2 separate regions of the Homo sapiens genome follow, and region 2 is linked to region 1. A link is a contact called in ENCODE Hi-C or POLR2A ChIA-PET data. All regions are on one chromosome and are shown on one strand. Each heading gives the region's core, a stretch centred on a gene start or an enhancer-like site at or near the end of the contact. The rest is flanking DNA. Distances are from core to core; before and after follow the strand shown.

The links. A loop is a pair of places that touch in the nucleus more often than their neighbours do. ChIA-PET counts read pairs that join two places held with the same protein, here RNA polymerase II (POLR2A). Pooled maps may share reads with other maps.
Region 2: a loop to region 1 is called in a pooled map, with 5 times the contacts of the local background. The contact joins the enhancer-like site here to the promoter of RCOR2 in region 1. A Hi-C loop is called at or near these places in 1 of 168 maps with a recorded cell type or tissue (right cardiac atrium) and 5 of 50 pooled maps. POLR2A ChIA-PET finds 5 or more read pairs at or near these places in 4 of 52 experiments (H1 and WTC11).

Annotation. Positions count from the first base shown.
Region 1 is chr11:63,914,693-63,919,746 of GRCh38, forward strand. It overlaps RCOR2 (REST corepressor 2), which reads right to left and starts at 2,472. Exons shown (of 12, transcript NM_173587.4): 1 at 1,638-2,472; 2 at 863-919; 3 at 486-566; 4 at 210-262; 5 at 1-124. The coding sequence starts at 1,764. RefSeq lists enhancers at 1-927, 1,549-2,212 and silencers at 2,304-2,423, 2,564-2,623, 3,301-3,350.
Region 2 is chr11:63,999,181-64,004,553 of GRCh38, forward strand. MACROD1 (mono-ADP ribosylhydrolase 1) reads right to left here. Exons shown (of 11, transcript NM_014067.4): 5 at 1,047-1,163; 6 at 462-583; 7 at 350-380; 8 at 151-224. Among named protein-coding and RNA genes, the nearest start is that of OTUB1, 15 kb to the left of the region's middle. RefSeq lists enhancers at 1-434, 8-97, 435-1,370, 1,383-1,890 and silencers at 228-467, 1,118-1,697. Within about 2 kb of position 1,800, at least 5 of the 41 ENCODE cell types and tissues checked have a DNase peak (open chromatin) inside an H3K27ac peak, as active enhancers do.

The DNA of each region.
Region 1 (5,054 bases), core at 1,222-3,721:
CAAAGGCCTGTTCAAACAGCACCTTGTCCTCTACTGTCCACTCGTCAGGGAATGGGGTGAAGTTGGCCAGGTCGGCCAGCGACTTCTCCACATCGTGCTTATGCCACAGAAGCATGCCCAGCGCCTGGCCCGGGGCAAGGGGCAGCTGAGCCTGAGCTGCCCCGGCACCGTTCCACCCCATTCCCAAGTCCCTGGGGGCCAAGGCTCACCTGCTCAATGTTGTAGCCATGCTTCTCCTTGGCCATCGCAATGTACTTGTCAACTGCAGGGGCAGCAGGGGCAGGGTCTTGGTGAAGGGGGTTATAGCTCCTAACCCAGGCCTGTCCAGAAAGGGACCACCCCACAACGGCCAGGTCCCTGAACACGAGCCCCAGGGCAAGGGTTGGACCCACGAACACCTCAGCTTCCAGCCCCCTTCTGAGAAGAGCTAGCTTGGAGCTGGGATGAACCCAAGCCCCCACCTCCCAGGGCTGTGCCCCACTCACGCTTGGCATCTGACACACAGTGGTTGGGTGACCACACCAGCATCCCCTTCAGCTCCTTGTTGCTGTAGCGTGCGGGGCTCTCTGAAAGGCCGAGGAGCAGGAGGGAAGACACTCAGATCAGCCTGGTGGCACAAGCCTAGACCCATGGCCAGAGGGCAGCAGAGGAGTGGAGCCAGGGAGGTTGAGGCCCAGAAGGGAAGGAGGGGCAGAGACCCAGACAGGAAGGCAGGGCAGGAAAGCAAACCATGCTGGGGGGCCACCCACCCCTGCCAGCCTGCCCTTCCAGGGGAGCCAATCAAGGGCGCCCCAGGTGGGGCTGCAGGCCAAGCCCCGGGCCTCCACCCCCACCCCACTTCACAGCCTGTCCTGCGGCTCACCAGGCTTGCACTCCGGAATTACGGCCTGGTAATTGGTTCCAACGCGGATCATGCTGTCTGTGGAGCCAGGGGGAGGCAGTCAGGACTCCAGGGAGGGCGGGCGGGAGGGAGGATGTGGCGGGCGGGGGAGGTGGCCGGCCTGGAGTTCTCCTTCCTGACCACCCAGGGCCCCCACCTTCCAGGAGGCTCACTTTTCCCTCATTGTACCCCAGTTACCTGCAGCCACAGAAGGGACTGGAAGAGGAAAAGACCCTGTCCAGCCATGGCCATTGGGGCTGGAGGGTGGACAAGGGGACAGTTTTAGAGCCCAGGCCAAGCAGGGTGCTTTGTTCCGGGGGAGGGGAGCGGGGTTGGAGGGCAGCCCCTAGACCTGGACCACAGCCCTGCAAGGAACCCAAGGCTCCTTCCCACCACAGGAGCCTCACAGCTCTGTGTGGAGGTGTCTCTCCAGTCCCTGCTCCAGCCAGACCTCAGTCCCCTGCAAGGTGGCAAGGTATGAGGGACCCACTCTATGCAAGGGAGGGATGCCTCGGTCCCTGAGGGGGTGAGGGCAGGGCAGGGGCCGGCAGGACGCCTCCACAGCAGCTAGGGGCCCAGGTTCCAGATTGGCTGTGCCGGCAGCCTGGGTTTGTGGGAGAAGCAACGCAGAGGCTCCAATCCAGGAGAGGCAGGAGCCATCAGTGTAACAGGCTCGTGGTCTGCAACTCTTCCCCCTCCCGCCCCACTCCGCTCCCCCCAGGCCGGCGCGCCTTTAACCCTAGGCCACCGGGCTCACCGTGCGAGTGCTCCTCCTCGCTGCTGTCATCCTCCGAGTGGGGCTGTCCGCCGTTGGGCACCGTCTTGGCCCGGCTACGGGACAGGATCCCAGAGCCCGCGCTCGGCTTCTCCATCACTGAGGGCATTACCCCGCCCAGCTGCCCCGGGGGGCGCAGGAGCCTTCGGAGAGCGACAGTGGTTGCCGCACTCGCTCCGAGTGCCGAGCCCGGCCCGGCCTGGAGAGGTCGCCACTGAGGTTAGGAGAGGCAGGAGGTCAGCGTGGCTAGGGTCCGGCGGGGTGGGAGCCCACCTGGTAGCCCCAGCGCTCTCCACGACCCCCACGAGCCAGGGCGTCAGAAAAGTTTGTGCAGAAGTGGGGGACGCAAGGGATGAGCGCAAGGTCCGGTGCGGCTGGGGCGTGATTACTATGTACGCCCCTCAGGGTTGGGGTTCCCCTGAAGTCGGGGCCCCCTGTCCTCGGGGCGCCCTGGAACCCCACCGCCCACCTGCCCACGCCGTTCAGCGGCTGGGCGCTGGAGCGCAATCTGCGCCCCCCGGGCTCTGCGCCTCTCAGCTGCGCCGGGGATGCCCCAGTCCCCGGGCGGGGACCCGTGTCCTAAGCAGACCCCTGCCCGCGACGGCAGCCGGCCGGGGCACCGGCGGCGGCGGCGGCGGCGACGGCGGCGGGACGGCGCGCACGGCGCGCGGCGCTGGGCAGAGTTGCCGGGAGGCGGGCGGAGCGCAGCCGCGGGTGCCGCCTCGCACCCTCCCCGGCGCGCTCGCTCTCCCCGCCGCGCTCGGGATGCCGCTTGCTCGCCCGCTCTCCGCCGCCGCTCGCTCCTCGCGCACACAATGAAGCTGCTGGCAGGGAAGTAGTGCCGGCTGCGGCCTCAGCACCCCTCCCCCAGCCGATGCCTCCGCCAGCTGAACATCTGGCCCTGGGGTGGGAGGGAGGGCCCGGGGGGCGGGGCCAGGGGGCCGGGGCCAGACCTCCAGGGGGTGGGATCAGGACCCTGGTGGGGCGCGCGTCCCGCTGCGGGGGCTCCCCTCGCGTCCCTGGGCTCCCAGACTTGCCCCTGGGGGAGACCCCACTGCCCCCCAGGAGTAGCCAGGGGTCAGCCCCACCCACGCGCACACCAACACCACACACCAGTGGGCTCGGGTTACTGCCGCCTGCCCCGGGGGCCCTGGGGCCGCCTGCCCGCCCGCCCGGGTGGAGCCCAGCTTTTCCTTCCATTTCCCTTCCTGCCAAGGAACTCCCCGCCCCCCCTTCCGCAGGGGGGACCCCCCTTATGCGCCCTTGGGGGCCAGAACGGATGGGAGGCTGGACAGGCAAGGAATGAATTCCTCCAAGAGCTACCCAGCCAGAGGCTGGCTTCTGGTGGATCTGTGGGTCCCCAAGGGTCGCCCCAATTCCCTTTAACTGCTGCAGTATGCACCCCTAAACAGTGGTAGCAAGGGCTGAGGGATGGGGAGTGGGAGGTGTAGGGGAAGGTCTGGGCTGCAGGGGAGAGAGGAGCTGGGTCTCCTCCCCACTGGGTTCACTGTCACCCCAGCTGGAAGCAGCATCCCCCTCCCCCCGGACAAGCACGGGCAGAGTGACAGACAGGGAAGCGGGTAGAGCGGCACAGACGGAGATGGGGGAGGGGGTGGGCAGAGACTTTCAAAGCCAGACCCAGCCACCCTGCCAGGCACACAAAGAGCCAGCGCACACACCGGCGGCGGCTCCGAGCCTGCGAGCTGCGCCCGTGCCCGTCCCCGCCGCCCGGGGCACGTGCTGCAGCGCACACAAGCTGAAGCCCCCGCCCGCCGCCCCTCCCACCCGGAGCCCCAGTCTCCTGGACACACCTCCACCCAGGCACACCCCGCTGTGCCCAGACTGAGCCGAGCCCGCACTCGCGCCCTCCTCTCCCTTCCCTTCCTGGTCCACTCTGTAATCAGATTCCTAAATTTAGAAGCAGCCTAGGGCCCAGCCAGGGATCCCTGCCCCCACCCGCTGCCTGCGGCCGAGTGGCCGGGGTGTTGCGGTCGGGCCACGACCCGGCTGGGGCCGCTTGTTCCCGGGGACTCCTGCGGACAGCCAGGGAAAGCCAGGCTCGACCCCACCCGGCTGCTGCGCCGTCGAGCCACATGGGGCCACCCAGCCAGCGGCCACGTTGCCCGCCACACCTCGGGCCAGGGCTACGGGGCCTTTATCCTCCTCTTAAATCATGGATTGGGCACCAAGCCCCAGGGTGGGGAGGTCTGGACAAAGGAGAATGAATGGACCAGGGGCTGGTCTGAGCTAAGGAGGTCTGATTCAAGACTGAGAGTCTTCCCAGGCCGACCCCTCCTAAGTGGCAGGGCGCCATCCCTGTCCCCAGCACCTCCACCCTTTGGAGAGACTCTCATTTCTGTCCCCTCCTGCCTGGCAGGCAACCATTGCTGCACACCAGCCTCTCCTACGGTGCTGTCTTCCATCTTGCCCCCGCCCCCTATTAGGCAGGGCCTCAGTTGAGTCCCCCATCCCCCTTGCCTCCTTCCCAGACTCAAACCTGCACCCCCAGGCTCAGCATCCTGCTTATTTCTTGCCTCCCTACTCCAGGGCTGCCCCAGGTACCCCCAGTCTCTCTAGCAGGGATCCCCAGCCACTGGATTCCCTCCGGCCCAGCATCCCTCTTCCCCGCCTCCTAAGAACCTCATTCTCTTCATTTCTATCTAGAGCCAGGCACTCTGGGCCAAAGGAAGACTCTGCTCTGGAGGTGGGGACAGGGAGGGGAGGTTTATTCCTTGGGGCGGGGGTTGGGAGAGTCCCTAGGCCCTGATGCAATGAGGCTTCTGCCTAGGAGGTGGGCCACGACACAGGAAGTGTGTCCTAGGAGTTTGGGGGCGACTGTGGGGGCCACGGGGTCCAGAGGGAAGGCGCATTCCTAGTGAAGAACCCCCTCATGGAGGGGCAAGGGTGCAGGGTTAGAAGGGGGAGGGGCAAGGCCCCACCCCTCCCACCTGCTACAGCCGCCCCCTCCCCAGCTGGCCCCCTCTTTTGTGCGAAGCCACACAAAGGACAAGGGGCCCCGGCCGGCCTGGCCATCTGCTCCCAGCAGCATGAAGGCTCTTAAAGAGACAGCACCCCCTCCCTGCCGCCCCGGGGCTGCGGGGCGGGGCTGCGCCACCGGATCCGGGCTCCGCGGTTATCCCAGATCCCACCCACCTTTCCCTGGCTCCACTTGTCCCCAGGTCAGAAATCGTCCTCCCCCAGGCCTGGGGCACAGAGGTGCCACGTGGCCAGGAACATGGGGGTGTGGGAGGGGAGGGAAGGAGAGGCAGCCCGGGGACCAGCCCCTCCTCTCCTGCAGCCTGAGGCAGCGGAAGGGGCCAAGGAAGCTGGGCAGCGCGGCCGAGAACCCGGGGCCCTCACCTACCCGAGCTACCTCCGAGCTTGGCGCGAGCCGGAGGG
Region 2 (5,373 bases), core at 550-3,049, 84 kb after region 1:
GCCACCGCCAGGCGCCCTTGCGCAGGAGAAACAGGGAAGGAAGGGGCGGGCCTGGCCCTGCGCTCTGCACCCTGACTCCCTGGGCGATGATGGGGGCTGGTCACTCTGGCCGGGATGCGGACCCCACCCTCGCCCGGGCCCAGGACTCACCTTGTCCTTGTGCTGCTCCAGCCACTCTCGCAGCGTGGCCAGCACGATCTCGGCGGCCGCCTCACAGGGGTAGCCTGAGGCGGGTGGGGCGGGAGTGAGTCCTAGGCTCTGGCCCCGCCCACTCCCCTGTCCGCCCCGGCCCCTCCCGGCGTCTGGGTCCACCGCCCACTCCTGGTCCTTGCCTTTCTTCCAGACTCACCAAACACGCCGGTGGAGATGCAGGGGAACGCCTGGGCGGGGAGGGGTGAGAGGGGGTTGGAACATTGTCACTGCGCCCCGCCTCCCGCCCTCCCCCGCGGGCCGTCCCTCACCACCGAGCGGAGCCGGTGCTCCAGCAGCAGGTCCAGACTGCTCAGGTAGCAGCTGCGGAGCTCGGCAGCCTGACTGGCGCTGGGCTCCCCGTAGGCGATGGGCCCCACTGTGTGGATGACGTCTACGGGGGGCGACGGGGTCAGACCGGCGGGGGTCTACGCGGTCCTCAGCTCCCTCGCTTCCCCCTGCCGGCCTGGGCAGAAGGGGGCAGGAAACACCTTTCCCCCCAAGCGCTGAGCCTCCTCCGCGAAGGCCCCCACCCCTGTGGGCCCCCTCGAGCCCGAATCCGCACGCGCACAGAGCCCCGCGCCCCCTCCCCACATCTGTATGGGCCCGGCTGAGACCCGAGCGCGAGTGTGGGCGCGAAGGCGTTGCCCCCCAGCTCCATCCTCAGCCTCCACGCACGGTCTCCCCCATGTGCTTCCTGGGGTGTGCGGGGTGGGGGCCGGGTCTTGGCCCTTAAGGTTAAGAAGGGCCCCCTGAGGAGTTCCCCAGCACTCCTGTGGGGGCCGCACCCCTGATGTCCCAGTGACACACGGGCGCCCTGTCTGCGCCCCACAGCTGGGGGCGCGTCGGGGACTCACACTTGGCCGGGAGCCGATAGCCGCCGGTGATCTTGGCCTTGCCAGTCTTACAGCTCTGCAGGGTCCGGCACTCGTCGGTAAGCAGGGGGCCGGCGGCCCGATGAATGCAGCCGTCCACTGCGGGAAGGGCGGGCGCGACTGAGCTGGCCTGGCAAGGCTGCGGCCCCGGGGTGAGCACCCTCAGTCCCGAGAAGCCCCTCGGCGATGCGAGGACCCATGCGGAGCCGCGCCCCAACCCCGTGGCCTCCGGCCGCGGCCGCTGCCCCCACCCCCGCCCGGAATGTTTCACATCTGGGGAAACCGAGGCGCAGAGCGGGACGGCCCTGGGCCTGGCGGGAAGTCGCGCAAGGAGGCCGGCAGGGGGCGCACCCGGCCCACCCTGTCCCTTCCAGGCCGCGCCGCCAGGGCCCAGGCAGGGCGGCTCCGGGAGGCGGGGGCCGCCGGGACAGGAACCGCCGCCCGAGCCGGGGTGACGGGGAAGCTTCCTCCCCGACGCCCCTCCCTAGCCCTGTCCCGGGCGCGCTGCAGGGCCCGCGACCAGTCGCTGCCTCCGCCCGGGCCTCAGCGTCGGTGCGATCCCAAGGCCCACCTCCCCAGGCGGCGCCCCATCACGGGGCGGCGGCAAACCCTAGGACCCATTTTGCGGATGAGGAAACCGAGGCCACCTTGTTACAGGGTGATCAGATCTGTAGCTGGAGTCTGGGTCTTCCAGCCGCGCGGGGAGGTGAGCCCGACGCCCGGGCCCGAGTCTCCTGGCGCGCAAACCCCAGCTGGTTAATGAACCGCCTCGTTAGCGCATCCAGCTTAATTACGGCCCCGCATGGGCTTGTTTATCCGAGGGCGGCTGCAGGGCCTCGCGAGCGACCCTGGGGACCCGGGCGCAGATAAACAACCGGGGCGCAGCGGGAGGCATGGAGGAAACGCTCCAGCAGCCCAACCTCGCCAGGGCACCGCGCAGGAGAGGCGCGGCCTCAGGCAGGCCTGGGTCCAGCCCGGGCTCACCCCTCATCGGCTGTGAGATCCTGCCCCTTCCCCTCTCTGGCGTCCACCCTCTTATCTGGAATACCGGGACAGCGACCCTCCCACAGAGGAAAACGCCGCGTGCTGGCCGGGAGGACAGGGCCCATCTTTGGCAGCTCTGATCGCCCACGCCAGGAGCTCCTCAGGCACCAGCTGCCTGGTGCTCACAGGCGGGCATCAAGAGAGGACCATCATTCCCCATTTTACAGATGGACAAACCAAGGCCACCTTCTCCTTCATCACCTCAGTCTCGGCACAGTTCCAGGGATGCCAGGTAGCTCACACCCCTTTCTTTTGCTGTTTGATCTCGTGCCCTGGGGGCACAATTAAACCTCATTCTGCAACTTTACTCAGAGCTGGCACCAGGCAATTTCCCAGAGCGTCCCAGGGATGGGTGGGCAGAGAGGTTAGGGGAACGCTGAGAACGGCTCAGGCCTGGATCCCTTCCACCTGCTCCTCTCCTCTGCAGGGAGAAAGGCAGCTGTAGCCCAGGGCGAGGCTGAGATGGAGCAAGAAGGCAGGGCCCAGAGCGGGCGTCCAGGCTGGAGCTCCCAGTGCTGGGAAGTGAGTGTTCCGAATGGGGTGCCGTGGCTGGGCTGTGGAGCTGGGCAACGTGAGTTCACATCCTGGCTCTGCCAGCCACAGATGTGTGACCCCTCACATATCATTTAACCTCTCTGGGTCTCAGTTGCTCCATCTGGAAAATGGGATAATAGCACCCACCTCAGAGCTCATTGGGCTGTTGGAAGGATTGAGTTAAACTAACTTTGTAATGTGCTTAAGGCAGTGCTTGGCAAGAATGGAGGTCATGAGTGTATCCTGTTATTAACAACAGTGTGACAGTGTGGGCATGTTCGGGTATGTGTACATCAGTGTGATGGGAGGTGGGTGCACACAGGGTGTTCACAGTGTGTGGGGGTGAGCCCAGGGATCTGTCTGAGCTGGCTCTCCTAGGAGCCTCCCGGGTCGAGCACCTGGCACCGGCTGCTCGAAGTCTCTGGGGGCTCACCGCCCTGCAGGCGACCTCGGCCAGCTGTGGGGGCCCGTGCGGGGAAGTGGAGCTCAGTGTTTCAGGAATTTAATGTTTCCTGCGGAAGTGGACTGGCCTGCAGCCAGGCCTTTGGGGCTGACCTGGGGGCGCAAGGGAGGTGGAGGGAGCTGGAATCAATGCTGGCAGAGGGCTCAGGCCAGATGCCCCCTCCTCACCCCCAGCAGTTCCAGAACAGGGCCTGGGCCAGGTGATGGCTCTGCAGGGGCCCCAGGGAGGGGCTCCCCTAAAGCAGAGATGAGGGACAGGTCACTGTCAGCCCACTGCTACCCCAACAAGCTAGAGTGCAGCCTGGCCCCTCTTGCCTGCGTGTCCCTCCCTGTCCACACACCAGCCTTCTCGCTCTCTCCCCTGAGAGTGCAGAGGGGAACCCCCCCACCCTGCTCTCCTTAGCCATAGGCCCAAAGGACCCCTCCCACACACACTCCCAGAGTCCCCTTAGCTCTGCCCTCCAGGCCCTGTCCTGGCTCTTACCTGGGGCTAAGCTAGGTCCTAGAGACTCAAGCTTCCTGGGGTCCCATTCAGGGGAGATGCCCTTCCTTCCCTCTTCCCTCTTCCCACCCCACCCCAAGGCAGCTGGAAAAGACCAGCAGCCCTGATCCCTGGGGCTACCTGGTGGAGGTGGGGTATTCCCAGTTCACAGGAGCTGACCAACCCTTAGTCTCCTCTCCAGGGCCCTCAGCCACCAAAACAAACCTCCAGGCTCCAGCTCAACCCTCACCCCAAGTCAGCAGAAAACCTGGGGTCTTTCCTGGGGAGGCAGAGCCCACTTGGGTGGCGGGACCCCCCTGAGATGTTTCTCCATCAGGTCAAAGATGAAGCCTTCCTCCACCTGTGGCCAGAAGATGGCCCCTAAGGCCCCTCTGCCTCCTCCCTGCAGCCCCTTCTTCCCTCCACCCTCCTCTACCGTTAAACTCCCCCTGATATGGCTCCTTCATATCAGCCCTCTGTCTCACTATATCATCCAGGCTGGAGTGCAGTGGTGCAATCTTGGCTCACTGCAACCTCTGCCTCCTGGGTTCAAGTGATTCTTATGCCTCAGCCTCCCGAGTAGCTGAGCTTACAGGGGCGCACCACTATGCCCAGCTGATTTTTTGTATTTTTAGTAGAGATGGGGTTTCACCATGTTGCCCAGGCTGGTCTTGAACTCCTGACCTCAAGTGATCCACCCGTCTCAGCCTCCCAAAGTGCTGGGATTACAGATGTGAGCCTGTGTTTTTTTGAGACAGGGTCTTGCTATGTTGCCCTGCCTAAGCCTCCTAAGTAGCTGGTATGACTCACCCCCCATGGCCTTTGTCAGCCTTCTTGTTGGGTAAGCACCTGCGTGGTGATTTACAGCCGCTGTCTTATTATTTTTCCTGTTTATAGAAGAAGAAACTGAGGCACAGAGAGCAAAACTTGCCCACACGGCTGGAAGGTTGGGCTCCCAACCTCAGTGGCTCTGCTTCCTCTGGGACCACTAAAGGGCCTCGCCCTGAACCACTCTGGCTGACTGGTTTGAATGGCCCCCTGTCCACGCTCTTGGGGAGGCAGTGTCTCCCCACATCAGCACGTCCCCTTCCAGCAGGGGGGCTGCCCTGGTGGCCTCTTGTTGCACAGTGTTCTGAGGCCACTGTCTTTCTGGACGGTTTGGCTGCCCCCAGCGCTGACGGCTCCCTCCATCCAGCGGGACTTCCCGTCTCCTTCGTGGGCTCTCGTTCCTCAGGCCGCTCCTCAAATGCCACTGGGGCTCTGCCTGCCCTCGCCTGAGCCCGGAGGAACCTCTTTCTGCCCCAAGCCCTGGCCTCTGAGCGGCCCTTGACCCTCCGCCCCATCTTAGGCATCTCCCTGCTTTGCTGTGGTAAAGCCCTGCCTTCCAGCCTCCACGGCCAGCATTCAGCCCAGCATCTGTGCGCCTCCCATGGAAGGATGTTGTGGAAGGAAGGAGGGCTGGGCTGAGTGATTGCCCATGGCCCTGGGCATTCCTGGGGCAGTGGAGGGCACCAGGAGTGGGCAGTCCTCAGAGCCAGCAGAGGCGGAAGGCAGGCAGGCTCCGGTGGGGCCATCCGCCAAGGCGCTTAGGATGAGTTGGCCGCTATTTAGGGTGCTGTAATATGCATGAAGGGAAGATTAGATATTTAAATTTATTCAGCAATAAATGCATCTCAGTGGGGGAGCATTCCTCATGCTAAACAAACAAGCAGGCAGGGGCTAATTAATTATTTACAGGAACATAAGGAGGCCTGTGGCCCACAGGACCAGGAGGGCAGCTGTGCCCCT